Linked DNA regions of Mus musculus: all the other regions are linked to region 4. The links are chromatin loops, found by intact Hi-C in ENCODE. Cell type or tissue: heart. All regions are shown on one strand. Each heading gives the region's core, and the rest is flanking DNA. Links, peaks and the distances in the headings are about the cores only. Region 1 overlaps Cast (calpastatin). Region 2 holds the start of Cast (calpastatin). Region 3 has its middle 47 kb from the start of Cast. Region 4 holds the start of Erap1 (endoplasmic reticulum aminopeptidase 1). Region 5 has its middle 110 kb from the start of Pcsk1.

Region 1 (6,123 bases), core at 1,345-5,344, 130 kb after region 4:
GATATTTTAGGACTGTCTGGCAGAAATAGGTCTACAACACAAGCAAAAGGACTCCTGGAAAACAATCTTCCCTGAAGAACTTTCAAGGTAGATGTTTCAAATGCTGTGTGAAAATAACACACTATTAGGGAAAGTCAACACTTATAAACACTGGCCCCAGTATTCTTTAAGAACTTAACACAACACAGTAATCTGAAGCAGACTTTATGTTTTTCTAAGTTCAGAGATGAAGATGCCGCACCATGCATAGATAAAAGTATGACATACACATACTCGAACAGAGACATAGGGACTGGAAGAGACAGCTGCAGACATTAATCTAACTACAGCAGAGAAAAAGAGATGGAGAATATTAAAGAGAAGTTATCGTTGTGGGTGGTATCAATTATGGCCACTAATTTCAGTTTCTAGTTATAGCCCTCTGAACTGAGTATATCTTTGAATTGTGTCTTAATAAAAAGGTACACCTCTAAAAGATTATAGTATGTGACTAATGATTGCTAGTCTTTGAACCTGAATCAGGTAAAATGATTTTATTTGCTCTGCTCATGCGCAACACAGAAAAAGTACATGTAACTAAAAGATGGACTAATAATTCTATTTTCTGCAACTTTCCTTTGTCATGCTCTTAACATAGCTGATAAGAAAGTACAACAAAGAGGAGCTGCCATTTTCTCTGCAGAACAGTGCTCTCTCATGCTTCCCCCAGCCGCTCTTCAGGGTATTCTTGAAGCTGGTTATTTAAATCACTTGTATGAGAAACTTCCCTCTATCACAGAGTGTGTCTACATAGTAAGGAAACTTGGTTCATTACATACACTGCCTTCTATGTGACTCAGAACTCTAATTCTGCTAATGTTGTGCTGTGGGGTGAAGGCCAGATATGCTTACAGTCTTTATAATCTCATTCTCATACTCATAGCCGTGGTCATCAAACTCTCAATAAGTGTAAGAACTTATCTAGAGCTTTAGATTTCTCAGTGACCTTAACTGGGTAGCCAGAGAGGGGGCTTGAAAAGTTTCTCAAGAGAAAGTTTAACAAAATTTACCCCATGGGAATTTAATGCAGATACTTTTTAGTCCACAGTTCATGAAACACTGCCGTAATTGATTCTAAGAAGTTGAATGATGTGTGTCATGGTTAATTGGGACCCACATTCTCTGAAAACCTGTTCGCTAAAGCACAGATCAATGTGTCTAAGAAGACCTTTATGAGACATAGCTACATCCGTCACTCTCTTGATATCCACAAGAAAGTCTCTCTACCATTCATATACAGTGACCATGGAGTGTACAAAACAGAGGCAAACTATATGCAATTAACTCTGTGAACTCAATAAAAGCAGATGTTATTTCCTAATATACGAATATCTCCTGCACCAAAAAGCCTAAACATTAGATTTGTTATAGACAGAATCTACCTATATAGCCTTGGTTGGCTTAGAACTTGTATATAAGCCAGAATAGCCTTGAATCTACAGCAGCCTTCCTCTATCTGCCTTATATGTGCTTGTTTGAGAGAAGACAAAGGCTTCCTTAGTAGACAGTCAAACTTTCTAAACTCTAGTTCACTGGGGTCATCCACACTACATTTTATTTACTTTTTTATTTTTTTGTAAACTAGATATCACTATATAGCTCTAGATGTCCTGAAACTCACTAGTAGACCAGATGAGTTTGAATTCACAAGAGATCTGCCTGGCTCTGTCTCCCAAGTGATTAAATTAAAGGCATGCACTGCCATGGCCAGGCTCAAAGCTATATATTTTTATTTTTTATGTTTTTAAAAGTATTGCAAGGACTGGAAAGATAGCTCTCTGAAGAGGTACCATTCTCTTGAAAAGGACCTGAGTTCAGGTGTGTTCCCAGATATGGCAGCATACAACCATTTGTAAATCCATCTGTGGTTACACACACACACACACACACACACACACACACACACACACACACACACACAGAGAGAGAGAGAGAGAGAGAGAGAGAGAGACAGACAGACAGACAGACACACAATTTAAAAAATCTAAATCTTAAAAGAGTATTTCAAAGGGATTGGCAATAAAACATAACTATTATCAATTCTAAATACTAAAAACTCAGAAACTAAACTGAAACAAATGCATCATTAGAGGTAGGAAATGCATGAGATTCCTGGGCAATTGATTCTAGCTATCCATGAGCTTCCCTCTCCTTTTTTTACACCTTGCTGTGCTTGGTACACACACACACACACACACACACACACACAGAGTTTCCTTCTTTAGCCTCTCACCCTAATGGCCATCTTACTTCCTTCTCCGTCAGTCTTTAATTCCAGTTTTCTAGTTTGAAGTGAATTTGCTAGCCTTTGCCACTTGATTTCAGCACTTTATGCCTCTTAGAACCCAAGTGGCACTGCTTACCACATCCCAGTGAAATTTAATACTCATTTTCATTTCCAGAGTAACTGGAAAATCATTGCACAAAAGTCAAATTCATTCCCACGAGCAAAATACCAACTTTTTTTTAAAAGACACATTTATTCAGTGTCATGATCAGACTATTACATTTAGCAATCAACAGCATGGTTGAAAAAGGTCTACAGTAAAACCTTTTGTTGGAACGCTTTACACCCTCCACAGAACAGAAACTAAAATAACCTGTTATACAATTAGTCACAAATACAGTCCTGGAGTTTTTGCCCACACACATGAGTATTGTCTAAAACATGTCTTCTTTGTAGCAGCTAGACCCTGCCACCACTGTGCTTGGCTGAGTTCACAAATCTCTTGTAACCTGTAGCTTCCCTGTAACTTCTCTGGCTCTCCTCTCCTGCTAAGCTTTGTTTCCTGGCTGTACATAATTAGAACCTCCTGCCACTGCCATAGCTACTGCTGCTGCTGGAACCTCCATAGCCACCTTGGTTCCATGGTTTAGCAAAGTACTGGCCTCCACCACCATAAGTGTCAGAGCTCCTGCCTCCAAAGTTTCCTCCCTTCTTTGGTCCAAAATTTGAAGACTGATTGTTGTAATTGCCAAAATCATTGTAGCTTCCACCACCTCCAAAATTGCTTCCATCATTGCCAAATCCATTATAGCCATCCCCACTGCCACCATATCCACCACCACCACGGCTGCCACCAAAGCCACCACGACCACTGAAGTTCCCTCCTCGACCAAAATTGTCATGGCCACCAAAACCACCTCCACAACCACCACCCAAGTTTCCAGAACCACTGCGACCTCTCTGGCTCGATGAAGCACTAGCCATCTCTTGCTTCGACAGAGCTTTTCTTACTTCACAGTTGTGGCCATTCACAGTATGGTATTTCTGAATAACAATCTTATCCACAGAGTCATGGTCATCAAAGGTAACAAAAGCAAAGCCCCTCTTTTTCCCACTGCCTCTGTCAGTCATAATTTCTATCACTTCAATTTTCCCATACTGCTCAAAATAATCTCGTAGGTGATGTTCTTTGGTGTCTTCTTTAATACCGCCAACAAGGATCTTTTTCACAGTTAAGTGGGCACCTGGTATCTGAGAATCTTCTCTTGAAACAGCTCTCTTGGGTTCCACAACTCTTCCATCCACCTTGTGTGGTCTTGCATTCATGGCAGCATCCACTTCTTCCACAGTGGTGTATGTGACAAACCCAAAGCACCTGGATCTCTTGGTGTTTGGATCTCTCATTCCCACACAGTCGGTTAGTGCTCCCCATTGCTCTAAATGGCTCTTCGACTCTCATCGGTTGTTTCAAAGTTCAGACCTCCCGCAGCTCTTCACGCTCCTTAGAAGACTCTGACTTAGACATGACGGCAGGGTTATGAGAGCCTTCAGCGATGCTTCCTCAGCAGCATCAAAGAGCAGAAAGCCAAACTACCAACTATTGGTCAGGGAATGCATTTTCCACCTTTGAGTGGTGCATGCTGTTCCTTATGGAGCTACCCTGCAAGGCAGAAATTTCCTCTAGAAGAAAATCTTGACAGGCAGGAAGTTTCCAGAGTTGCTGAGTTCCCTCTCACTGGTAGGGTGGAAGAGCCTTATATAGCTGTCTCCTGTGAGGCTCTGCCAGTGCCTGGCAATTATAGAAGTGGATGCTCACAGTCATCCATTGGACGGAGCACAGGGTCCCCAATGAAGGAGCTAGAGAAAGGACCCAAGGAGCTCATGGGGTCTGCAGCCCCCTAGGAGGAACAACAATATGAACTAACCAGTATCTCCAGAGCTCCATGGGACTAAACCACCAATCAAAGAAAACACATGGTGGGACTCGTAGCTCTAACTGCATATGTAGCAGAGGATGGGCTAGTAGGCTATCAATGGGAGGAGAGGCCCTTGTTCCTGTGAAGGCTCTATGCCCCAATATAGGGGAATGCCAGGGCTAGGAAGCAGGAGTGGGTGGGTTGGGGAGGGGGGGAGGGAATAGGGGATTTTCGGAGAGGAAACTAGAAAAGGCGATAGCATTTGAAATGTAAATAAAGAAAATATCTAATAAAAATAGTATTTGATTATACTAAAAAAAAAAAAGACTTCTTAGATCCCAACTATCATTGAATGTGGAGGGTGCATAAATTTTCTGCTTTTATGTAGCAGAAGAGAGGCCCCTTGGTACTGCAAACTTTATATGCCCCAATACAGGTATATGCCAGGGCCAAGAAGCAGGAATGGGTGGGTAGGGGAGCAGGGCAGAGGAAGGGTATAGGGAACTTTCGGGATAGCATTTGAAATGTATATAAAGAAAATATCTAATAAAAATAAATAAAATAAAATTTCTGCTTCATTTATACACAGTGGGAATAATGAACTTCCTGTGTATAAACAACTGGAGAATGGGGGCCCTAACACGACAGAAGACATCCTGAAGTCTCTGATAAGATACCATGTTCTTGAAAGAGGTAAAGTTTCTATTAATGATGTTATCTTGCCACGGTCTCAGGTTGTCTTCAGGGAAACATAGCTAAAACATGTTACAACACTTGCCCCACCACACCCAGGATGTGTCAGGTACACAGAAAGGTCATACACAGTGAGCTCATTCTCTGAAACACAAGTCATGGACTCGGGACTTGGTGGGGGCGGCGAGGGGTGGGGGAGTGGGGGGCGGAGCCTACAAGCCTTCAGCGCAAGAGGGCTGGGTGGGGGGGGGGGGGATGCATCTAAAACTAAAGATCAGAAAGAGTCAAGCCAAATCATTAAACGGCTGCTGCTGTTTTTTCAACATGAAGTTCAGGGGACGAAAACTCAGTTTTGTAATCCTTCTCGTCCGATCAACAGAGAATTTTCCAGCTAAAAGATCATTAAGAGTGCTATGGACAGGAAGGGTGGGGATTAATCTCCTTCAAACTTAGAAAGAAATGCCAACTTCAGTCATAACAACAGTAACAGAATGTGTCCTCAGCCTGGAATTGGCTAAGGGGTTGTAACCCAGGTACGGTCTGGGCCCGTGACAGGCAGGCACGACTTTGGAGCAAAGCAACCCAAGTCAGTACTCACTCAGAGTATGACGACTGGCCTCAGCTTGGTTTAGGGGACGACTGCATTCCGGGTCGAACTCAACCTCTGCTGTTTCAGTTCCCAGTCTAAACTGAATCCGCAGAGTGACGCACTAGGCGCACAAGGCGGGGCGAGGTCCTCTAGGGCTCCCGCCCTCCTCCACTTGCCGCCAGCCCTGAAACCGGAAACCTGAAACCTGAAACCTGCCGCGGCGCCCGGCCTGAGATTCCCTGACGCTCCCTACTGGTGCTTCTTAGTGGTGCTTGACTTTTCTAGACTGGTTAACTTCTCTGTATTCTGTAATACAGGACACACGCTGTGTACTGTAAGCAGCAAAGGAGGGCAGGCCCACTGCTCCAGGATGTCACTTTGTGACTAACAAAGTAACAGCAATGAATAGCCCCCTTCTCCAGTACACGCCCTAAATAACCCTTTGAAGCCATGAAGTTAATGAAAGATGGCAGTGTAATGCCAGATTCTAAACATCTCTAAAACTGCATATTGGATTTTTAAAAAAAGAACAGTTTAACACAATATGAATTGTACTCAATTATTTTCATTATTGAAAACTTCAAAGAATAAATTTGAAACCATCTAATACGTATGTAAATTCAGAAATTTATGTTGCTATTCTAGGTTGACAATTAAAT
Region 2 (6,123 bases), core at 1,048-5,047, 170 kb after region 4:
TATTTAAAGAATCCTACTAAGAATATCCTAATTATAGGATTCACTAGACGTAGTCTACAAGGATGTGTGTGTGGAAACTGGCTCCAGAAACCTTTTGGAAAATCAAATCCTGCAGAAGCTCAAATGGCTTGGAGAGGAATTTGTACAGACTTTGCATGCCTTGAAGAAGCAAATTATATTATGTATATTTTTGAGAGAAAGTACTACATTTCATTCTCAAAATGATGTGTGATCACTTATAGATAAGCTATAAAATACAAACAAACAAACAAACAAAATAAAATAGCATGTTTGCATCTAACTTTCTCACTGTCCCTGTGTGCTTTATGATATACAATATTAAGGCATATCAACAGTTTTATATTATACTATTTTGGAAATAATGACAAAAGTAATTGATACATGTTCAGTAAAGATTCAATTTTTAAAAAATCGTTTTTGATTGATGTGATAAAAGGGTTCAACTGCAAACCTTTATTCATAGGCACATAAACAAACAAACTACTCATATACAAATTGCACATATAAAAATATGTACACATATTTTATATATACACAGAATATAGGGCATATATGCACACATACATACACACATATATCTATATATAGATATATTATATATAGATATATATTTATATATAGATATATATATTAAAAGTTGGCTGTGTGAACCATTGGAGAGAGATTTGTACAGACTTTGCATACCTTGAAGAGGCAAATTATATATGTATATTTTTGAAAGTACTACATTTCATTCTCAAAATAATCTATGATCACTTACAGATAAGCTGTAAAAAACACAAACAAACAAACAAACAAACAAACAAAAAAGAAGGTTAGGAACAAGCCCCTTAGAGCTTTTTTCCTACCTGATGCTATTCCACTAGCCACAGTGGCAAGTGAAAGCTCTGCAATGTGGGAAGTGTGAATTGTGAGGTACTGTGAGTATACATGCATAGCACAGCCAGGTTTTTGAGTAATTAACACAAACAAAGAGGTGACTCGTTATTTTTAGCACATGATTACATGCTTGAATGTCACCTAGGACAGAGCCAGTGAAGAACAATTCTACTAACATTAACTTGATTTCTTAAAATATTTTTGTTAATGCGACTGTTAAAAAAATTTTTTTAAAGCCCTTTGGGTCTCACAGTACATTTCTCCTGGGGAAAAGTCAAAGCTTGATCCCAGGCATGCTGAAAATTATAGAAAGTTAGCACCAAACAGAAATCTTAAATAATAATCCCCAAACTGGCTTATAATGGCTACTGCAGCAGAAACATCGAAGTGTCTAACATGGTTCAGAGGGTACTAAAAGCGAAGATTTAAGCTAGCGTCTAAGTAACCTGGCACAATTTCCTTTAGACAGTGCCAAGCTTGGACAGAGGAATCTGATGTTAGTTGAACATCTGCCACCCATATTTGCCGATAATTTAATGAGTGCATCTTGATAAGAATTCTGGAACAATCATGACTCAAAGCAAACCTTTGCTCTTAGCACATTAATAAAACTATATACAGGAAGAACAACAATATCAACCAACCAGAGCCCCCCCCCCCCAGCTCCCTAGGACTAAACCACCACCAAAGAGTACACATGGAGGGACCCAGGGCTCCAGCTGAATATGTAGCACACGACAGTCTTGTCTGGCATCAATGGGAGGAGAGGCCCTTGTTCCTGTAGAGGACGGATGCCCCAGTGTAGGGGAACCTTAGGGCTGTGAGGCAGGAGTGGGTGTGTGGGTGGTGGAGCTCCCTCATAGACGCAGGGGTGGGGGGATGGGATAGAGGGTTTGCAGAGGGGAAACCAGGAAGGGGGAATAACAGTTGAAATGTAAATAAATAAAATAATCAATAAAATATATAAAATAAATAAAACTATACATTTAAATAGCACAGAAAAGTGTGAGGAAGAACTTTCCCAAAGAAACATCACTGAAAACATGTATGTGGCATGTCATCTCCTGCTGAATCTAGTCCTTATGGAGACATCTGCTATTTTACAGATATGGAAACACATTTACAAAGACTGACACATTGAAATCATTGCCACTTGAGTTAAGAACTCTACAGTGCACCGGAAGGCTAGCACACCTAGATGATCAATCAGTCCTCGATGCCTACTTTCTAATTCTAACCCCAGGTTTCTAGTTGCAAAGATTATCTGGTTATTGCATCTTTTTTCCATACCACTTACTGGGAGGAAGGAAGATTTTGAAATTCTCGCCATAAATCAACTTATGACTCTCTGTAACCACAGGGTTTGTGAACTCTTTTGTTTTTGTTGGTTTTTTAAAAAAATGTAATGCTAAAACTATGCTTCCTGGTTTCAAAACATTACAAGTTCCAGCTTGATTGGGTATAACATACTTGGTAGGACAGACGTTCAGTGCACTAACCAAAAGGAACACGTTTGTCCTCTTATAAAGTTATATAGAGTAGTGAGCTATACTCATTTCTCTCTCCCCATCCCCCGCCCCTGAAAATTGATCAGTTGTTCCCTGATGGTTTTTTTTTTCTTTCCCATTCTCCACCCTCCTCTTTCGAGTTTGAAACTGCTTGACCATTCTTTTCTTTGTAAGTTTTTTATCTTTACTTAGCAGTTGAAAAACTAAACCTGGGCTACAGTGCCTCCCTCTTGTCTACCTATCCAGGTATGTGTTCCAAAGGGCGGAACTAAGGATTGCTGTCCATTCAATTTGGGAACGCGAGCTGAGCTTGGTGCAGCTCGCCGCCCAGACTGTACCGCCCAGAGCGCCCAGTCCGGATTACCACTGAAAGTAGAGCCTTCTGCTTCTGCCCGAGCTTAATCAGAAGTTCTTCAAGGAGGTCTCACCGGGTCCCTGCCCTTGACCCTCCAACTTCTGGACGTGGTTCCTCTACTTCCTAGAGGAGCGAGGTAAATACACTTCCTTCCCAGACCTTGCCCCTTCTATTTACCGTCTTGTACCACCAACTTGCGAATGCCATCGCGACAACCCTGACTTGCTCCGCTGGGAACCTCTCGAGAACGCAGAACGTGCACCACGATGACACTCTGCTTGGCTGGGACCCGGCTGACACCGCACAGGACACAGCTGCCGGGTGGGAGGGCACAAGGGGAAAGAGCGACAGGGCCCGCCCAAGCTAGCGTGGTCCCGCCCCATCCCAAAGCTAATTAGGAAAGAGGTGTGTGTCAGTTTTTCAGCTGCCACTCCCTAAATGGAGGGCTAGGGTTGGGGGCGCGGGGGTGACTTCACACGGAGGTCAGAACTCTTCTGCCCAGCCACAGGAGCCCACTCCGGAGGTCCCAAGTCAACTTTATTCTGCCTCCATGCCCATGCTCACTGCCTGGGTCTCACTAGCCCGCTTTGCTCCAGGAGTCCCTCCACCCAACTCCTGCCACTACCCAATTCGGAGAGCCTTTAGCCACCTGCTTGCCCGCAGGCATGGAGTTCTGATCTCTTTCCCACTCTGGAAGGTGCAAAGAGGGGCAACGCCCCGAGACTGCGGCGGGACACTCCAGGACTTAGGCCTTTTGCCGCTTGCCCCGCGGCTCAGTCTGGAGTACGACTCACCTCCTGGGTGTGGCGAGCTGCCGCGCCGCGACTGGGCCTGGGAGAGGCGGCAGGCTTCGGGCCGGGCTGGGACATTTTTCGGTGAAGCCGCTGCGGGCGCAGCTTCCGGGAAAACGCAGCGAAATTGTTTGCGGGGGGGAGGGAGGAGCGGGCAGCCACCTCGGGACAGGAGGAGCGGGACAGCTCAGTGAGGCAGCTTTTCCGACCCAGCCCTGAGCCCTCGCCCAGCTCAGTTAGGCCCTCCCCTTCCTGCCCTGGGCTCACTGCAGAGAGCCCAACTTCTCAGCAACCCAGAGCTGAATTCAACACTGTCTGCTCAGGGTTTGTAAAACAAGACCCTCCCCCAGACTAGCCCCCAAGCTGCAGGGTTCTCAGTGAATCGCAAATAGGGGAAGCTGGAGATTGCAGTTCCCGGGTGGAGTTGTCCAGACCAATCTAGTGATTGTGCAACCAGAGAGCTGGACTGGGGCGTGGCCTAGACCCCTTTTTCTAAGAATTTGAAGAATTAGACACTTCTTTGCAGTCTGTCACTAATTCAAATCTAGCCTAAATCTGAACTACAAATAAGAGAGAAGATCTTGAAAACAAATTGGTCTCTCAGTGTTCGTGTACTTGTGTGTGTGTTATATCCTGTGTTTGATTATTTATGTAGCCAATTCTGTAAATGTACTAAGGGTTTTCGAGCAGAAGCCTGCCTGCTCTAATGCAAATCAGCAGAGAATCACAGGTATTAAAGTCATCTTCCTTTCTGGAGCCTATGTTTCTGAGGTTGGGTTGGTTTTTGCCTTGGCTTCATTTTATGCAGTACTTCCTGTTTGGGGGCTGGAAGTGAAATTTAACAAACCTTTTGAGTGCTCATCCAAAGGGCCTGTCAGCCTACAGCTATTTATTGCTGGCTGGTGCCAGCCACAGAAAAGCCTGTGTCACCACAATAGCATTGCCATTTGTAGGCTTTGTCAACATGCTAGAGAGCTCGATTTTAGACAGTTGACAAGAAAGAAGCCACGTTGCATAACAAGATTTGCCATGCTATAAGGAGCTTGGATAAATAGAATTATGGTTGTCCAGTGTCCCTTCAATTTTAGGGATATGTCTCAACTTCTCACAAATGAATTAGCAATGTTCTTGGATTATATGCATTTCTTCTTGAAGTGCTATATGTACAATGTCACCAGTATTCCAAAGGACAGGCAGCAGTGCAAGAATGCATACAAAGAATTGGAACATTTTTGGTGTACAAACTGTCATTAGCAAAAATTGGTTGGTAGTATGCATCATTTATGTACAGAATGGGGGGAAGTGTTAGAGTGAAAAGAATGTCTTATGTTTTTCAACAGAATATTTAAGAATTGAATTTAAACCAGCTAATTTTGCATTTGTTGAGACTCTTCTATGTAAAGGGAGGAATAGTAGAGAAAAGGATAAGCAAAGATTAAAACTGGGACTCCTCTGGTATCCAGGAACTTTCAGGTTATCTGGATTCAGTTGGTTATTTTTTTTGGGTGGCAATGGGAAATATACAGATACATAATATACATAAATATACATAATATACATAAATAAAGACAAATGTGCTTTAGGAATATGGTGTTTCATGAGTGTTGTTGATTATAGACAAGGAGTGCCTGCTGGTACAGAGTGGACAGGAAGAGAAGAGGTAGAGACATTGCAGGAAATAAAGGGAACACTCTCATCTCCTTATCTGCTGAAGCTGAGGGTCTCTGTTATTACTTACTGACTACAATTTTGCCACATGACATGCTCATCAAAATTCATAAAATATAACAATGCTATTTCTCAGGCTTTGCTTGACTCAGTATTCATGTAAGTCAAGCATTGCTTCCCAGCACATTAATGGCCACAAGTAAACGCTAAAGTCAGAAGATGAAGTATTTCGCTTTGTAATTGAGAATTACTGAAACTATGGAAGGAAGGTCTTCACATGCAGGAATCTAGGATAATCCCTGCATAGATGGAGGCAGCATTTCCTGTAGCAATGTCTGTGAATATTACAACTATTTATTCTTTAAAAAAAAAATGGAGCAGCACTTTCTTGCTAAAGGAGGTATCTGAGACCTATGCTAAGAGATTGTATAATGCAACAAGATAAACAAAAGAGAAAACACACAGTCATGCAGAGGTCTTCCAAGGGATGCTGTAGGGTCCTGACAAGGGACATCTTGCCTTAGTGGAGCGATTGATAGTCAACCCAGGAGAGAGACTGCTCTGATCTGTTCTTTATCATGTGCATAATGCCAGTGAGTGGAGATCCTCTGCAAGACAGTCTTCATCTTTTACATCCTTTCATCCTCTCTTGTGGGGAGCGGGTGTGGCGGCAGTCCCAAAGGCGCCAGGGACTGCAGCTAAGTCATATGACTTGCACCTGACTTCCTCATATAAGACACAAACATCTTGAGTGCTGCGCAGGTGTACCAGGATACAGGTGAATCCAATTTGGTGGAGATTTGCCCCTGCTGCACTGATTAGCTGAAGCTGCGTGCCTGGTGAGGTGGCGTGGCCTGCTGTGCGTGGATGGGAACTGAGAGTATAAAAGAGTGAGAGGCCC
Region 3 (6,123 bases), core at 658-4,657, 220 kb after region 4:
GCCAGAACTGTATTCACATGTATGCTCATATTCCATTGTACACTTAGTAGATACATGATTTTGAAGTGATTTGGCCTCCTATGCTGCTATTTACTTATGTATAAAGAAGAACCTCGCTGGAGAGTGGTGGCACATGCCTTTAATCTCAGCACTTGGGAGGCAGAGGCAGGCAGATTTCTGAGTTCAAGGCCAGCCTGGTCTACATAGTGAGTTCCAGGACAGCCAGGGCTACACAGAGAAACTCTGTCTCGAAAAAAACAAAAGAAGAAGAAGGAGGAGGAGGAGGAGGAGGAGGAGGAGGAGGAAGGGGAAGGGGAAGGGGAAGGGGAAGGGGAAGGAGGAGGAGGAGGAGGAGGAGGAAGGGGAAGGGGAAGGGGAAGGGGAAGGGGAAGGGGAAGGGGAAGGGGAAGGGGAAGGGGAAGGGGAAGGGGAAGGGGAAGGGGAAGGGGAAGGGGAAGGGGAAGGGGAAGGGGAAGGGGAAGGAAGGGGAAGGAGAAGGAGAAGGAGAAGGAGAAGGAGAAGGAGAAGGAGAAGGAGAAGGAGAAGGAGAAGGAGAAGGAGAAGAAGAAGAAGAAGAAGAAGAAGAAGAAGAAGAAGAAGAAGAAGAAGAAGAAGAAGAAGAAGAAGAAGAAGAAGAAGAATCATCTCACAGAACAGTAGTGAGGATTAAGTATACTGATATACTCAAGTTGACCAGAAACAGAGTTCAAGCTCCATTAACACTGATGGATCCTCTGGCTTTGAGAGATGGTGATAATACAAGAGGTCAGAGATCCTACCCCTGGAAACTTCCTCTGTCTGTCTCTTTCAGAGGACTTTGTAATGTAGGCAGAACTAGGGAGGAGATCTCCTAAGACATGAGTCAATGGAAAATAACTTATAGGCTAAGAAGAACATCTTCTGGAGATACAGGTGAAGATGAAACACCTGGACACTGAGGAGTGAACCCTGACACTTGTCCTGATGGAGGGCAGTGAAATACAGTGGTACGTACCCTAATTTTCCTAAAACACATAATAGCAGGTAACCTTTAAACAATAAGACTGCTACTCATATTATGGTTCTTTATTCAGAGCTATACTCTTTTTCAGGCTCCTCAACCTCAAGGGCCTGTCTCCCTGAGTCCCAAACACTGGAGCTAGATGAACTCACCCTCAGCATTAGTAATCATGGTCTGTGCTACACTTTTCTGTTCCACTGTTTCCACACCACTGCTTTGGGAAAAACTGCTCTACACTGTGCTAGTACTCTTTCAGAGACAGCCTTGGGGTGTACACATCAGTACAAAAGACATAGTTTAGGATAAGGGCTAAATGTCGCCAAGTACACCAAAGTTCAGTGCTGGAGCCTCCTCATACACAGGCTTATGCTGGAGACTAGTCCCAAACAGCACAGGGAACTCATTAGCCATGTTACTGCTACTGGAGTGTTATCACCTTACCTGAGGATAAGAAAGAGTAAGTAGTGATGCGTTTCTTTTTATGATTAAAATCCACACTATCAAAATTACGATTAAAAGAAAAACTGAGAAGTAGGACAATGTGGTGCCGCTGGGGAAACCCATTCTGGGCTCTGGAACAAAATTATGGTCCTTTGCATCAGGATTGGTTTCCTGAATCTGGGAGCAAGGCTACTGGGGCTCTGGGGTGTATCTAATAGTCCCCTGAAAGAAGTTTCTGTGTCTCAAATTCTGGACAGGACTGCTGGGCTCTGGGGTGAGCTGATGATGGGTATCTTGAGTCTTAACTCCTAACCCTACCTCTAACCCTGAATTTGTGACTGGGTTGCTGGGCTCTGGGGAAAGTTGACAGTCCTCTCCATCAAACTTGGCTGTCTGAATCTAGGATAGGACTGCAGTTTTCTTTTCTTGAGCAGCACTCCTGACCCCACAATGAACGGCTTGTTTCCAATTCTTGTCTCCAGCCAAATGTTTCATATTGTACCTCCCTTTCATGGCTAAGCATCTAGGTTATAATCACCGTGATAAGAAAGAAAGAAAGCCATGGGAATCTCACTTTCCCCTTTCCTTTTCAAGTCTCCAGACAAGGTTTCTGGGGCAACCTTTAACTAGTTCTGTGGCAGCTGGATGCTTCTAATGAAAATTTGCTGTCAACAAAAGTGCTTTTGTGGGCAGGACTACCGGGGACAGCAAGAAAGAGTGTGGGGCCCTGAGTTCTATCCCAGGCTTAACCTAGCAAGTCAGTCATCTGCCAATAGCCAACCACAAAGCAGCATCCAAAGAGCAGCAGGAAGTCATTGGGGATAAAAATAAAGAACTTCTGCTGCCACCTGGTGGAATTTCCCCGATCAATCTGCTGCTGCTCCTGCTCGGGCTGCTGCTACTCTTTCACCTCCTTGTGCTTCTTCCTCTTCCTCCTTCTAACCCCTCCTTCTTTCTCCTCTACACTTAAAAAATTGTTTCTAATTTTTTGAGATGATAGAATAATGGCATCATTTCTCTTGCTTTTCTTTCTTCCACCTCCCCATCCTTGTTCTCTTTGAAATTTATGGTCTCTTTTGCTTAACTGTTGTTGAGGTGTGTGCATGGGTGGTGTGTGTGTGTGTGTGTGTGTGTGTGTGTGTGTGTGTTCCTAAATACAAAATAACAGTCTACTGAGTCTCAGTCCATATAGGGTTACTTGTATGTATACCTTCAGTGTTGATCATTAGGATTTGGAGAACCAATAGTTAAGCTCTGTAGTTCTTTGTTTGGGGGTGAGAGGCCTGAAGTTTCTCCTTATACATTAGCATGTTTACTGTTGTTTTTTGTCTTTTTTTAAAAAAGATTTTTAATTTATTAATTATATGTAACTATACTGTTGCTGTCTTCAGATTCTCCAGAAGAGGGTGTCAGATCTCATTAAAGATGGTTGTAAGCCACCATGTGGTTGCTGAGAATTGAACTCAGGACCTCTGGAAGAGCAGTCAGTGTTCTTAACCTCTGAGCCATCTCTCCAGACCCTGTTGTTTTCTTCTTTGATGAAGATTATTTCTCCCATTCCCTAGTTGCCTGTAGTTCTTTGTTTGGGGCTGAGAAACCTCAGGCTTCTCCTTATACATTCCCATGTCTACTGTTGTTTTCATCATGTTTAGGTCATGTGTAGGCAGCCATTTTGGTGGGACACCGTTAGTGTACCTTCTCTGCTTATTAGAATGGTTCTTGAAGTGAGTTCATAGACCCTGCCACATCTGTTTTACTTCACTTCCCACCAGTGACTATTAGTAATTTTGTACCTTTGTCTCATTAATTATCAAATAATCAGCCGGTAGGGTTGTGATTTATATATAACATCTAAATAAGAAAGCACACTATTAAATAATGAAAAGTGGATAGTATCAAATCTAATAAAAAGTATGAAATTACGTAAAAAAGTTTAGAAATTGCTAGAGACATATTTCAGAATCTCCAAATGCCTTCAAACACCACCCCAGACCTATGAGATTAAGTTGTACATTTTAATAGAGTTCCTTGAGTTTATATAGAGACATAAAATTTGGGAAAAAGTGTTTTTAGTGTTTTTTTATCAGAGAGAGAAACGCTATTACTGCCATTTATTTGTACTTTAGTCGGTTTCACTGAAAAATGTTGCCATTAAAGAAAACCACCAAAAACAAAGTATAAACTGGACTGTAAGAGCACTGGATTTTCAAACCACTCACTTTGTGTCTCATAGTTCTCAGAAGCCTCTGATGACAGAAAAGTAACTCACATTACACAAACCTGCCTCCCATCCCAGTTTTGAGGTTTGAACAAAGAGCCTACACTGGGCTACATCCTGAGACCTTCTGAACCTTGGTTTAATTATAATATAGACACAATAATAGGCTATGGCTAACTCATAAGACTGAAAGGATTTCAAGATAAAATGTAGAAAGCATAGTGATAAATATGCAAGGTGCCTGGCAATAGGTCAAGCCATTATGAAGATGCAATTATGAAGAAAGTACAAAATTTCATTGAAAGCCATTTGAGAACACCTAAACAAAGGGAGAGATAAAATCATGTCCAAGGATAAGAAAAAAATCAATATTGCAAAGCTATTATTCATCTTCAAATTAATTTCTCTAGTGCAGTTCAAATTAAAACCTCAGTTGAGTTTTTTGACCCTGACAAGCTTATTTTTAATATTTGAATGAAGGAAAGAGCTGAGACTAGCTTATACAATTATGAAAGAGAAGAACAAGATGGGGTATGTCACTCACCAGGGATCAAGATGAACTATAAAATTGTATTAGGTAAGGCAGTGTTGTATTGTACAGGGTAGAAACTGACTAGTAAACAGAATAGAGTACAGAAGAATGCCTTGAGAAGGTGATGTATGATAGTAATGGCATTATAAATACACAGAATAATGCTTGGGATAATTGTGACAAGATCCTACAATGACTGGCTACCCACAGTAAAATAACCACAGATACAATGTATAGGTTTCGTATCCCAATTTAAGGAAGATCATAATAAAACCAGGCACATCTACATTTTAGTGGTGCAGCCATTATGAAGTTGTTGTGCTCTTGGGAATAACTCCTTATGCTTGCTCATGCCAGGAGCTCTAATTAAACTCAGTTGTTCACAAAAATAAAAGAAAACAAACAAAATCATTCAAGTTAGAGGGGAGCTTATTGGGAAGAGTCTGTTCAGCCAGATGGGGTTAGGGATGAGAGAGAGAGCAATAGAAGTTGAAAATGACCAGAATGTATTAAATACATTTATAAAATCATCAAAGAAGAAAAATGTTTCTAGAATCATATAAGGAACTGCTACTTTGTGAGTGTCTGTGTAACTCCTACTCCAGTTCATTTTTATTTTTACTTTTGTTATAGTTTATTTTTAATGTGCTACAAAGGGCTCTACAAGATTGGTCCCAAAAATGATATAAGGAACTTTATATTGAATATTTTTTTAGGTAATTCTGAATTTCTCCTGTTGCAGCTCTATGTGGGTCTTACAAAAGCTTTTTGAAAGCACAGCTGTACTAGTAGATATATAATCATTAAAAAAAAACCAACAACAACAATTTGTACCAATTCACAATTAGATAAAATAGTAAAATCAGAGTCCCAAACAATGTTAATGAAGAGCTAGCGATGAAAGTCCTGTAAACAACATTTCTTATTAATAAAATATACGCTTTACTTCATGGGAAAGTAGGTCTCTTTGGGGCCCTCTGACAACACTATTTTCTCACTGTCAGGGTACACAGCTGTATGCCTCCAAGCACGAGATACTCTAGCTGTGCTTATTCTCCTGCTGCTCTAGCTAAAGATGAAGTGAGTGATCCTACCAATTTCTTCTTCATGGAAGAAGAGATTTTTCTACTTACATTTAAAATAATGAAGCTGGAGTATTTCTTAAAACACAGGGAAAAAAGCAAGGAATATTGGAAAGTGTGAACATTTTAGAAGAACACAAAAGCCAGATTCAAGTTCTGACTCTGTCCATCATTATCCATGAGTGTTGGAAAACTAATGTCTCTCTGTACTTATTCGTCTCTTAAAGGTATAAAGTGGGCATTCTAAAGCTTGTTGTACAGCACATGGAGATAGTCCATGAAAGGTAAGCATCAGTATGCCTGTGAGAATGACAGGAAACTAGGACATTTAATCAAAGGGTATACAGTCCATCTGAATGTTTGCTTGGGATTAGAGACTCTGTGTATCCAGAATTTTAATGACATTTCTCAGATTTCTGCATCACAGTGACATCACATCACTTGTCCCTGGATAGTGAAATATCTTCTCTCTGCTCCTTTCTTCTCATGGTACAATGTGATAAGCTCTCTGCACCTTAGATTTTTTCCTCATCTTTTATTGGTTATTTTGTTTATTTACATTTCAAATGTTTTCCCTCCACAAGCTTCCTATTCTTTCCAACCTCCCCCTGCCTCTATGATGGTGCTCCCGCATCTGCTCATCCACTCCTGCCTCAGCGCCCTAGCATTTCGCCATTCTGGGTCATCAAGCCTCCACAAGACCAAGGGGCTCCCCTCCCATTGATGCCAGATAAGGCAATCCTCTGCTACACATCAAGCTGGAGCCTTCCTCCGTGTACTCTTTGGTTGGCGGTTTAGTCCTTCGGAGCTTTTGGGGGGTCTGATTGGTTGTTATTGTTTTTTCTACAGG
Region 4 (6,123 bases), core at 737-4,736:
GGGAAGAATCAGGTATGGCAGGAAATACAGGAGATGTACAGAGGGTCAGGAAATTGAAGAGAGGTGTGTAGCAATGGGAGCTGGGGAGCTGGGGGTAGCAACCAGAAAGTCCCAGATGCCAGGAAAGCAAGAGCCTCCTAGGACCCCAAGGTGATGACATTAGCTGAAATACCCCACAAAGGGGAGGGAGAACCTGTTGAGACCATATCCAAAGTTTAGGCATGACCCCCCTGGTTGAGGGATAGGGCCACCCACCCATCTCTAAAATTTTAACCCAGAATTGCTCCTGTTTAAAGGAAATACAAGGACAAACAGTGGACAGAGACTAAAGGAAAGGCCATCCAGCCTGGGGAATCCATCCTTCATGCACACTCCAAACCCAGACACTATTGTGGATGATAAGAAGTGCTTGCTAACAGGAACCTGATACAGCTGTCTCCTGAGAGGCTGTCAGATCCTGACCGATACAGATGCGGATGCTAGTAGTTAACCATCGACTGAGCACAGGAACCTCAGTGGAGGAATTAGGGGAAGGACTGAAGGAGCTGAAGGGGTCTTATCTGGCATCAGTGGGAGGAGAGGCCCTTGGTCCTGTGAAGGCTTGATGCCCCAGTGTAGAGGAAAGCTAGGGTGGTGAGGGTGGGTGGGGGAGCACCCTCATAGAAGCAGAGTAAAGGAAGATGTGATAAGGGGTTTGCAGAGAAATGGGAAAGGGAATAACATATGAAATAAAAATAAATAAAATATCCTATTTAAAATGTTCAATAAATAAATAAATCTTAAAAACAACAACAAAAAACAAACAAAAAATAAAAAAACCCCAAAAAACAAACAAACAAACAACCCCCCCCCCAAAAAAAAACCCATGTGCTTTAAAATAGTCGAAACTTGAAGATGCTAGAGAAAATTCCAGGAGTACACCTAGCTGGAACCATACTGTAGGTCAATTCACATTCTCAATTGTCATAGGCTTCTAATCTAAAACAACAGGATAGAAAGTCAGATTGACAGAGTCAGGCTTTAACAAGAAGTAGGAGGTGTGGCTAAAGAATCTAGGTCTTTGTTTTATATCTAGAAATGGAACTACTTGCCGTATCTACAGATGTTTGTAGAGGACCCCCAAATTGGGAGTCTCAGGCACTGATATAAATGATGGACAGCTGCAATGTAGGAAGTAGTAAAGTGTGGGCTTAGCACACACAAGATTCCAGGTTCAGTCTCAGCTGCATAAACATTAAAGAAGTAAATAATTAGAAATATTGTGGGGCTGAATAGTATGTAGCCTAGGCTATCCTGGAACACTCTCTATGTAGACCAGGCTGGTTTGGGACTCATGGAGACTTGCTTTTCTCTGCTTGTTGTGTGCTAGCATTAAAGGCATGAGCCACCATCGCACAGTCAAATCAGTTGTTGTTGTTGTTGTTTTTGGTCTTTTGAGGCAGGGATTCTCTGTGTGTAGCCTTGGCAGTCCTAGAACTCGCTGGCTCTACAGACCAGGCTGGTCTCAAACTCAGAGATCTACCTGCCTCTGCCTCCCAAGTGCTGGGATTAAAGGTGTGCACCAACACCTCCTGGCCACAGTTTTTTTTTTGAGTCTCCCTGTGAGCTGCCATGTGGATGCTAAGAGTTGAACTGGAGTCCTTTAGAGACGCAGTCAGTACTCTTAATCTCTGAGCTATTTCTGTAGTTCCCATTTGCATCTTCTTTAAGATTTAGCCCCTTTTGGAATTTGGCTGATCTTCTAGGCCCTCCCCTACCAGCCATCATCACAGGGATGTGCAGCAAATCACATTAAAGGACTAGTAAGGACCTGTTGTCTACCACATACCATCAGCTGATGTTATTCAAGCTCAGAGCTTTATTGCTGCTCAAGTATTTTGTTTTGTTTTGAGACTAGAATTCATGGTGGTTTTCCTCCCCTCCAGGCTGAGATTAGAGGCATATGCTACCCAAAAGACATATGCCACAAGTAGCTGCTAAGAATGCGATTTTTAGGATTGCTTGGCTCAGTTTCTTAAAAGGTGACTGAAAATTACAGGGAGCTGGGTTTTATTTTTAGTACTGTTCCATAGATGCACTATGTATTTTAGTAGTTTAGTTGTTGGTAGGCCACAAGGACACAAAGATTTCAGGATGTAGTGGTTGGTATATACCACAGTACCAACTACTCTGAAGGCTGAAGTAGGTAGCCCATGAATTCAGTCCAGGCTGGACTATATATGATGCTTTATCTCTTGGGGTGGGAGAAAGGATATTATATTATCCACCTTAATCAGGCCTAGTTTATGTTGTGCATAAATGTGCTAGTTTGAATAAGTTTAGCCCTCATAGACTGATGTGTTTCTATGCTTGGCCCATAGGGAGTGGCACTATGAAGAGGTGTGGCCTTGTTAGAGGAAGTCCATCACTGTGGAGTTGGGCTTTGAGCTAACCAATGCTCAAGCTCTGAACAGTGTAGAATCTGAGTATTCTTCTGGCTACATTCGGATCAAATATAACGCTTGGTTCCTCCAGCACAAGTCTGCCTGCACCATTCCATACTTCTCACCATGCTGATAATGGACTAAACCTCTGAAACTGTAACCCAGCCCCCAATTAAATGTTTTCCTTTGTAAGAAAAAAAAATGTCCCTGGTGGTACATAGTTTTTGCAAAAACAAGCATTGAAAACAGTGTTGAGAAATAATGCTCAGAGGCTTGGATGCCAAGTTCTCAAAGGGCAGGACACTGAGAACTAGGCCTAAGCAAACTGGGGAACAGCCAGGATAATATTTGGACAGGAACTAGAATGTGTGTTTGATTACTTCTGTGTAAAACTGGCTTTAAATTTATTTATTTAAATGTAGGAGTGCTGCATGTTCACCTACCTGCCAGAAGAGGGCATCAGATTCCTTTCTAGATGGTCGTGAGCCACCCTATAGTTTCTTGGGAATTGAACAAATGAACTCTGAAAGAGCAGCGGGTTCTTAACCACTAAGCCATCTAACCTTGCCTGGCAGCGGTAGCACACGCCTTTGATCCCGGCTCTCCAGGCGGATCGGCAAGTACGAGGTCAGACTGATCTACAGCTAGGGCTGTTTCAAGACAGCTAGGGCTGCACAGAGAAATCCTGTGTTGAAAAACCAAAAATAAATAAATAAATAGCAATCCTCTGTAGTGTAGTGTCTTTTCCTTATTAGGGGTAGGGAAGTTCTGGGGGCCACCTCTAATCTCCCCCCCCCCCCCCCCAGCATATAAGGTACCTACACTGAACAGAAAATCCCCAGAGCACTCAGAATTTGACTTCCCAGGTTGAATCTTTTGGGGGTGGGGCAGGGCTCTCAGATGAAAACATCTGCATCCAATAGGTGTCCTTCCAAGTTGGCAGGCCAATGCCATTTTGAGCACTACCTTTGCACATTGCTGCATTTCTTCCGTTAGTGAAGTTAGCAAACAAAACAAATACACCACGAGATGTGGAGGAGAAAAAAGTCCACGTTTTGATGGGTGCGCCTCCCTGCCTGGTGCTCTGCCAGTCCTGGAGAATGCATTCCCTATCAGGGTCCCTAACTTTGAGTTCCCGAAGCCCTGGCTAGATCCCTTAGGCTTGCTCTCTTTTAGCGCCTTAGCAGGTTCACTTCACCCTCAGCCCCACGTGCCCTGCCGGTCCACCTTCACTTTCACTTTCGGTCCCGGGCGGCCAGACTGGCGGCTGTGATGAAGGTGAGGAGTCTCGGCCTGGCCCGGTGGAGGACTGGGCCCGCACGGTACAGGGCTGTGGGCAGCTGAGGGTGGGCTCTGGCTAACCGACCCCGGTGGAGGCCCGGGCTCAAGTGCGCAGGACGGGCGCGGAGGATCGGGAGCAGGAGTCTGAGCACGCCGAGGAGCGTGAAGCCCCGGCAGGGCGCTGCTGGCCGGCCCGGCCCGGAGAAAGCCGAGGCTGCCGGGCCGGCGTACTCGCTGGCTCGAGTGAGTCACTGGCAGGAGCTGACCACGAGCCGCCTAGCTGCTGGAGACTGGCCAGCGGTCCATCCCACTAAAGCCTAATGGCGACCAGGGAGGACTGGGCGGACCTAGGGAGCGGCCTGTGGAGAACACCTTGAGAGTATTCCCAGAGAAAGCGAAGAAGCGCTGGGGAGGGCACAGAGTGTCCGGAAGGCTCCCTCTCTTCCGCCTGTACTCCCTGCAAACCGGGCCCCACTCCCAACTCGGTCCCTCTCCCCCTCCCTCTCCCGCTCCCCTCTCCCTCCCCCTCCCGCTCCTGATCACTATCTGGATCCCGCCCCCCAAGGCTACATGAGGCCATTATAGAGAAAGCTTTATTTGAACTTGTTTGAGCAAAATGAGTGCCTTTTCTGTTATGTTGCTAGAATGGTTAATTTCCTAAGAGGAAGGGAAGGACCAAGAGAACACACTTTGTTTAAACTTTTATTGATGGTTCTTTGGGTAACCCGGGTTTGGAAAGACAAACTGTGTTTTCTTTAGAAAGCCAGAATTCCTGTCAGCTCCATATATGGTCAATAATTTAAAACCTTTTTAAAATTGGCCACAGTTGTCAAAGCTCCCACCTCCACCCCTTTCCTGCCATAGGTTTTTTTTTTTTTTTTTTTTTTTTTTTTTTTAGATTTATTTATTATATGTAAGTACACTGTAGCTGTCTTCAGACACACCAGAAGAGGGCATCAGATCTTGTTACGGATGGTTGTGAGCCACCATGTGGTTGCTGGGATTTGAACTCCGGACCTTCAGAAGAGCAGTCTGGTGCTCTTACCCACTGAGCCATCTCACCAGCCCCCTCCACCCCTTTCCTGATCAGATTTGGAAATGTACCTTGAATCAGCAGCTTTTTAAGGTGGCCCCAAGAGGAAAATTCTAGTATATTTACATAGTTTTAATTCTGCATTGAAATACTTTGTTAGAAGTGACGAGCCATTTTCAGTGCATGTTAACAGAAGTTGGATTATCCTGGGGGCTGTTTGAAAGCTTATGTGTTGCTGAGATTGTTTTACATTCAGTCCTAATACAAGTGGGAAATCATCCAAACAATTACCTTTAACTTCCCTGAGGACCATGAGGAGTCAGAATCTCCACATACAGCTTAAATAAGATTTCTAAAATGGCAGCAGACTCTCTGGCTTGAGCTAAGTTAGGTGATAGAGCCTAACTTAACAGAGGATAACTTCAGTTTCATCACATGAAAAAGGAAAGTATTTTACAACGTTCTTAAACTTAAAACAAAGCCTGGAGTGGTATGACATTATTATATCTGTGCTAAGAGTCCTCCTAGAAATTTTATTTGGGAGTCTTCTTTCAGACATCAAAGTTTTACATGTTAATAAATGAACCCACAATTCTTTCTTCCTTTTCAAGTTATTGTGTTCCAGGTACCACTGAGACACCAGTTCCATTCAGGTATGGTTGGTTTATTGAACGAACACTCCAAGACTGATTTTACTAAAGGATTCAGTGAGGAGTCAGGATCCAGAACTGTGACTTCAGACAGTCCCCAGAAGCAGTTTTTATATGGGAAAAAACAAACAGGCGCATTTACAACCTTTGCAACGTTTAGGCTATCTAGCCTAGGGGATCTCTAAAGTCCATGAGGTTCCTGACACAGCACAATAACAAATTGGTTTTACCAGGGCAAGGAACAATAATAGGTCAAGTTAAGGTTAAGAGCTACAAAATGAAGGTTGAGGTAATATAGCAGAGCTATTGTCAAGTTCTAATATTTAACAATTGTACTTCTAGGCTTTTCTAGTTCAATAAAAGACACTGATCCCTATTTGATATTCATTCTAGACATTCTTGTAGTCTTTCTTAATAACTGTTCTCTCTCCTACCCCAACTTCTAGCTCATCCTAAATACAGAGTAGTCCCACTCCCTTGCAAACTTATCCCTAGGCTTCCTGCTTTTTGCTTTCAATTCTTTATTGTAATACCAGAGCTAAACATACTAGAACATGACCTAAGATTGGTTAGGATTAGCCAAAGAATTTTAACAGTGAAATACCTCTCACTGCACTGGGTTTTATCAAGCCCCTCTCATGTAGGTGCTGTGTGGGAATCTAAAGACCATTGCATTATTGCTTTCCAGCAGTCTCCAGTGCAAAAGTATAGGAATAAATGCACTAATGAGAGCATT
Region 5 (6,123 bases), core at 988-4,987, 570 kb after region 4:
CCAACCGTCATACTTCTATTCTTCTAAATATCACTCCTATGTTTTAATAAAAGAATATTATTAGCATTTAAAAATTTTTAGTGCCATCACCCAAGTTCAAACTTCATTTTTCTTTTTAATAGCCTGCATGGTGGCAGCCTCTCAAATGTCTCTAATTTCTGATACAGTAAAACTTCTAAAATAAGCTACCACAAACAATCTTTGGCTTTCATCTCAGTCTATCACTTCCTTGTTTACTTGCTTTGAGGAAAGCTAGGTGTCATTTTTTTTTCAGATGGTGAGAAACAGATATACAAATAAACTTAGTAAAGCCTCCAGGACAGCTATCAAGTAACTGAAGTTCTCAATCCACAAAACCTGGATGCTGCCATTAGCCATAAGTGAACATGGATAAGGGACCTTCAGAGGTGATGCAGGTCTAGACAGCTTCTCAGTTACAGCTTTGTGAGTGCCAAGCCAATATTACTCCCTAAACTGTGTGTGGACTCATGCCTCTCAGAAACTGCAAGAATGGGTTTGTTGTAAGCACCTAAGTTTGGGTATGCTGAATTATATATTAATGGAGTCTGCCACAGGAACCAAAATCTTATTTTCAAAGAAAAAGTTAATTGTGTTGTTTCCTATTTAAAAAATTAAAATTGCCTGTGATTGCCACTGGAATAACGTCTCAGATCCATAGCCTGGCTTTTGAAGACATAGAATGTGGCTTCTGCATCCTTTGGAGCCTTATTGTCACATAACCTTCCTCACCCTGCTACAGGCCTTCTTGAGTTTTCCAGCTGTTTGTAATAACACAGCACAATCTTCCCTTGTTTACACACACTGCTCCATTTGTCTGTTTTGAATATACCACACTCCCCTATAGCTTACACATCCTGCTCCCTTTGCCTGGATGATGCCTCTTACTCTCCATCTGTTCTTTGCTTTTCTGCCTTTATATCTCCCTTGTAGGCCAACCAGCATCCATAGGTTTCACCAAGCTTATTCCAGACTAAGTGAGCCCACTGCCACATAGCCCCATAAGACTACATGTTATGGAACACACCCCATCATCTGTTCTGGTTACCTGAAACCAGAATTCCTGAGGCAAAACAAAACAAGCAAACAAACAAACAAAAAACAAAAAACAAAAAACAAAAGACAAAAACAAAACAAAACAAAACAAAAAAACAAACTTAATCACCAGAATGAATAGTGAATGAATGTTCTTCCACTCTCTAACACGAGATCTATACAGATTATTTAAAATTTATATGCACATATTTGTTCAATAATTCATTTCCTTGAGTATTTATTGAATGGTTTTCTGTGACAATATCTTCTTGGCCTTGAATATATTTGATTGTAACGAAATTCCTGGCTCAAATAATAGAGTAAATGGTAAGTGGAAAAAAACTATAGTGTGTTGTTTCTGGATTGCAGTAGATGAAAAGAAGCGGAAAATCACATATTGTCAATTCAAGTCCTTCTTATTCTTTGTATCATTGCACTAATATCACTAAATGCCAAATGCTAAGAAATTTAAATTGGGAGTCCTGAAAAATGCCATGCCATATCAAAAGACTAGGCATTTAGCTGTGGCCAGGTGACTAAAGATCCTGGAGCAAACACATCCATCCTTTCTCTTTGTCTCACTTTTTTTTTTTTTTTAATTTATCACAGAAGGTCTGACTCTCATAGTGAATATTTTGTCTTTTTTTAATAGATATTTTCTTTATTTGCATTTCAAAATGTTATCCCCTTTCCTCATTTCCCCTCCGAAAAACCCCTATTCCATCCCCCCTTCCCATGCGCACCAACCCACCTACTCCTGCTTCCCTGTCCTGGCATTCTCAGGAAAGGCCATCCAGAGACTGCCACACCTGGGGATCGATTCCATATATAGTTACTAAAAACCAGACACTATTGTGGATACTAACAAGTGTTTGCTGACAGGAGCCTGATATAGCTGTCTCCTGAGAGGCTCTGCCAGTGCCTGACAGACACAGAGGTGGATGTTTGGACTTAGCATGGGGTCCCCAGTGGAAGAGTTAGAGAAAGGACTAAATATCTTGTTTTAAACATATTTGACATGAATATTCTCAGTGGACAAGAATCTAGATTCTATGTGTTTATTCAGTCTGTGAGAGTCAGAAGGGTTTGGAAGAGAATGATGAAGCCATGGCAAATGCAAACTTCTCTGGACTTGTTAACTCTACCAAAGTATTTTCTCAGGAGAAATGAAAACAAGATCACAAAGAAAAGCCTGCATGTGGATGTTTATATTAGTTTACTTAATGTGCATTATATTCAAATATGTACTGATGTATATTAGTATATTTATTAATATCCAAAATCTAGATATAATCTAAGCATCTTTCAACTGGTGACTGGAAAAACAGACTATGGATGGGAAGGAATCCTATCTGGCAATTAAAACAACAACTGAATATGAAACAACACAGATGAGTCTCAAACTCATTATGCTAGGGAATCAGATATATTGTATAATTTCCTTTACATAATGAGGACTGTGAGTTACTACCAGAAACTGGGATATGGGGTAGCATTTTCTACAGGCTTAACACAAAGGAGCATTTTGAGGTGATGAATTTTAACTCTAACTACAGGGGTTTTATACAAGTCTATTCCTTTGTCACTGACAGGAGTAAACTTTATTGTATGTATTTTTATATTGATTGGAAAAATATAATAGAACCTAAGAAATATTGAAACATATGCGTTCTCAGAGTAAAGAATGGCATCTGAATGTGAATTTTAAAGATAGGGCATATATATGCAATAGAACTATTCAATGCCAAATTCCCCAATACTCACAGAACCAACATATATACTCAATACAGCCCAGAGCTTGCTTTCTTGATAGATTTTTATCAATAAGATGGTACAGCCCTGGAGATCATCCCGTACAGTTATTAACCAATTTAAGATTAAGGACACTGGGTGAAGAGACTCTTTGGGAGAAGAAGAAATTTATGCAAATCTGGAGATGAGTGAAGCTTGCTGAAGCTGCCAGGGCCAGTGAGACTAAAAAGGCCTCGGGTGCTGTGAGGTGCCACCTCCCACAGCATTAGCAATCAGCCTTGTTAAATCTAAACAAACAGGAGGGGTCCAAGTTCTAAATTGGAGTAGAAGGAAACTTTAAAACACAAAACGAATTTCATCTCCTTGCCTCTTTCATACACATAAACTGATCAAGCCAGGGTGTGCATTACCATTTGTGTTGAAATGCTGACACCTTGTGTCTGTGAGCTATTAAATCCTGGAACTGATTTTTCAGCCTTATTTATGTGGATGGCAATGAAAGAGCCAAATTAGTGGAATCTCCAATGTGATTCAGCTTGAAAACTACATTTTGCACTGACAACACATGGTATCTCTGCTTCTTTTCATATGTTGAGGGCTTCTGTGTGTTAGCCATTTATCCCAGGAAAGAATATAACCTTCAGAAGCAGGTGAAGCTACCATGCCCCACAAACTTAAGAGGAAAAAAAAAAAAAGAACCAAAGACACAAAGGAAAACTCTCTCTCTCTCTCTCTCTCTCTCTCTCTCTCTCTCTCTCTCTCTGTGTGTGTGTGTGTGTGTGTGTGTGTGTGTTAATCCTTACTTCATTTTCCATTTGTCAGAATAATTACTCAGCCTGTTGTCTGATTACTTTATACTACTTTGAGCTATTTAACAGCACTTGCTTTGCTGCTTCCTGCTTGCTCTCACAGTAAAGCTAACATCTAGATTTGCTTCTTACCAACCTGATTGATAATTCTATTTGGCCCTGGAGCAGAAATGAGATCAACACTCAAATTCTATATATATTTTTATATGAGAAAAAAGTCACTTTGATGATGTAAAGGTTCATCTTGTCAGCTTGACTGGAATGAAAAAAACTAAGAAATCTCTGGGTGTGCCTATAGCAATGCTTTCAGAAAGGATTAACTAAGAGGGAAGAACCAACTTGAATAGCAGCATTTCAGTTTGGTGGTCTGGATAAGAGAAGAGGGGGCAAGGGAAAAAAAACATTTTCTCTGCTTCCCAGCCACAGTGATAGGTACCTCTGAATGATAGGTACCTCTGAAACTATAGTGCTCTCTGAAAACATGGGTTTATATAAATTTTTCCTGCCTCACATCTTTTGTAGAGGTATTCCATCACTGAAATATCAAGTTCAACAGGGAGAAGCTGTCAAGTGTTCCATTTTTTTTTTATCAATTCACTTGACACACTTAAATATTGGCTAGAGGCCAGACTCTCAGAGAATCACCTATGTGTCCCCATCCCAACACCTCTTAGACATACTAACTCAACAGAAACACTGTATCAGTTGTTCTCAACCTCCTTAATGCTACAAGCATTTTATGCAGCTCTTCATGTGACCCTCAAACATAAAATTATTTTCATTGCTACTTAATAACTATGACATTGCTACTAATATGAATTGTAATGTATATATCTGATATGCAGGATTTATCCAATATGCAACCTTGTGAAAGGGTTGTTCGATGTTCCTCCAAAGGTATTGCTGCCCACAGGTTGAAAACCACTGGTTTCTTGCCCAACACCCGCAAGGGCCCACACGGGACTCCCCACGGGATCCTAAGACCTCTGGTGAGTGGAACACAGCGCCTGCCCCAATCCAATCGCGCGGAACCTGAGACTGCAGTACATAGGGAAGCAGGCTACCCGGGCCTGATCTGGGGCACAAGCCCCTTCCGCTCGACTCGAGCCCCGGGCTACCTTGCCAGCAGAGTCTTGCCCAACACCCGCAAGGGCCCACACGGGACTCCCCACGGGATCCTAAGACCTCTGGTGAGTGGAACACAGCGCCTGCCCCAATCCAATCGCACGGAACCTGAGACTGCGGTACATAGGGAAGCAGGCTACCCGGGCTTGATCTGGGGCACAAACCCCTTCCACTCCACTCGAGCCCCGGGCTACCTTGCCAGCAGAGTCGCCTGACACCCGCAAGGGCCCACACAGGATTCCACACGAGATCCTAAGACCTCTAGTGAGTGGAACACAACTTCTGCCAGGAGTCTGGTTCGAACACCAGATATCTGGGTACCTGCCCTGCAAGAAGAGAGCTTGCCTGCAGAGAATACTCTGCCCACTGAAACTAAGGAGAGTGCTACCCTCCAGGTCTGCTTATAGAGGCTAACAGAGTCACCTGAAGAACAAGCTCTTAACAGTGACAACTAAAACAGCTAGCTTCAGAGATTACCAGATGGCGAAAGGCAAACGTAAGAATCCTACTAACAGAAATCAAGACCACTCACCATCATCAGAACGCAGCACTCCCACCCCACCTAGTCCTGGGCACCCCAACACAACCGAAAATCTAGACCCAGATTTAAAAACATTTCTCATGATGATGATAGAGGACATCAAGAAGGACTTTCATAAGTCACTTAAAGAATTACAGGAGAGCACTGCTAAAGAGTTACAGGCCCTTAAAGAAAAGCAGGAAAACACAGCCAAACAGGTAGAAATCATTAAAGAAAAACAGGAAAACACATCCAAACAGGTGATGGAAATGAACAAAACCATACTAGAACTAAAAGGGGAAGTAGACACAATAAAGAAAACCCAAAGCGAGGCAACGCTGGAGATAGAAACCCTAGGAAAGAGATCTGGAACCATAGATGCGAGCATCAGCAACAGAATACAAGAAATGGAAGAGAGAATCTCAGGTGCAGAAGATTCCATAGAGAACATCGACACAACAGTCAAAGAAAATACAAAATGCAAAAGGATCCTAACTCAAAACATCCAGGTAATGCAGGACACAATGAGAAGACCAAACCTACGGATAATAGGAATTGATGAGAATGAAGATTTTCAACTTAAAGGGCCAGCTAATATCTTCAACAAAATAATAGAAGAAAACTTCCCAAACATAAAAAAAGAGATGCCCATGATCATACAAGAAGCCTACAGAACTCCAAATAGACTGGACCAGAAAAGAAATTCCTCCCGACACATAATAATCAGAACAACAAATGCATTAAATAAAGATAGAATATTAAAAGCAGTAAGGGAGAAAGGTCAAGTAACATATAAAGGAAGGCCTATCAGAATTACACCAGACTTTTCACCAGAGACTATGAAAGCCAGAAGAGCCTGGACAG

Evidence for each region. A loop is a pair of places that touch in the nucleus more often than their neighbours do. Peaks named below come from ENCODE experiments on the same cell type or tissue, not always from the same donor. Only the 100,000 strongest peaks of a DNase experiment are listed, where the experiment ranks them.
Region 1: a loop joins it to region 4, with 15 times the contacts of the local background. A loop is called at or near these places in 6 of 42 quality-filtered maps.
Region 2: it touches region 4 in a loop (2.2-fold over the local background); 6 of 42 quality-filtered maps call a loop at or near these places.
Region 3: it touches region 4 in a loop (7-fold over the local background); 40 of 42 quality-filtered maps call a loop at or near these places.
Region 5: a loop joins it to region 4, with 8 times the contacts of the local background. A loop is called at or near these places in 8 of 42 quality-filtered maps.

What each region holds. Positions count from the first base shown.
Region 1 is chr13:74,765,073-74,771,195 of GRCm38, forward strand. All of the region lies in intron 3 of Cast (calpastatin), which reads right to left. It also overlaps the pseudogene Gm6296. Among named protein-coding and RNA genes, the nearest start is that of Cast, 40 kb to the right of the region's middle. In heart, for the core only: no CTCF peak of the experiment used is centred there; no DNase peak of the experiment used is centred there; H3K4me3 peaks cover 757 bases; H3K27ac peaks cover 599 bases.
Region 2 is chr13:74,804,879-74,811,001 of GRCm38, forward strand. Cast (calpastatin) reads right to left here and starts at 3,082. Exons shown (of 31, transcript NM_009817.4): 1 at 2,941-3,082. The coding sequence starts at 2,970. In heart, for the core only: no CTCF peak of the experiment used is centred there; DNase peaks (open chromatin) are centred at 3,123 and 3,843; H3K4me3 peaks cover 1,724 bases; H3K27ac peaks cover 1,725 bases.
Region 3 is chr13:74,852,269-74,858,391 of GRCm38, forward strand. No RefSeq gene overlaps it. Among named protein-coding and RNA genes, the nearest start is that of Cast, 47 kb to the left of the region's middle. In heart, for the core only: a CTCF peak has its summit at 2,300 (motif pointing left); a DNase peak (open chromatin) is centred at 2,233.
Region 4 is chr13:74,636,193-74,642,315 of GRCm38, forward strand. It overlaps Erap1 (endoplasmic reticulum aminopeptidase 1), which reads left to right and starts at 3,661. Exons shown (of 19, transcript NM_030711.5): 1 at 3,661-3,701. In heart, for the core only: CTCF peaks have their summits at 2,863 (motif pointing right) and 4,640 (motif pointing right); DNase peaks (open chromatin) are centred at 3,689 and 3,979; H3K4me3 peaks cover 1,701 bases; H3K27ac peaks cover 1,578 bases.
Region 5 is chr13:75,201,402-75,207,524 of GRCm38, forward strand. No RefSeq gene overlaps it. Among named protein-coding and RNA genes, the nearest start is that of Pcsk1, 110 kb to the left of the region's middle. In heart, for the core only: a CTCF peak has its summit at 3,238 (motif pointing left); no DNase peak of the experiment used is centred there.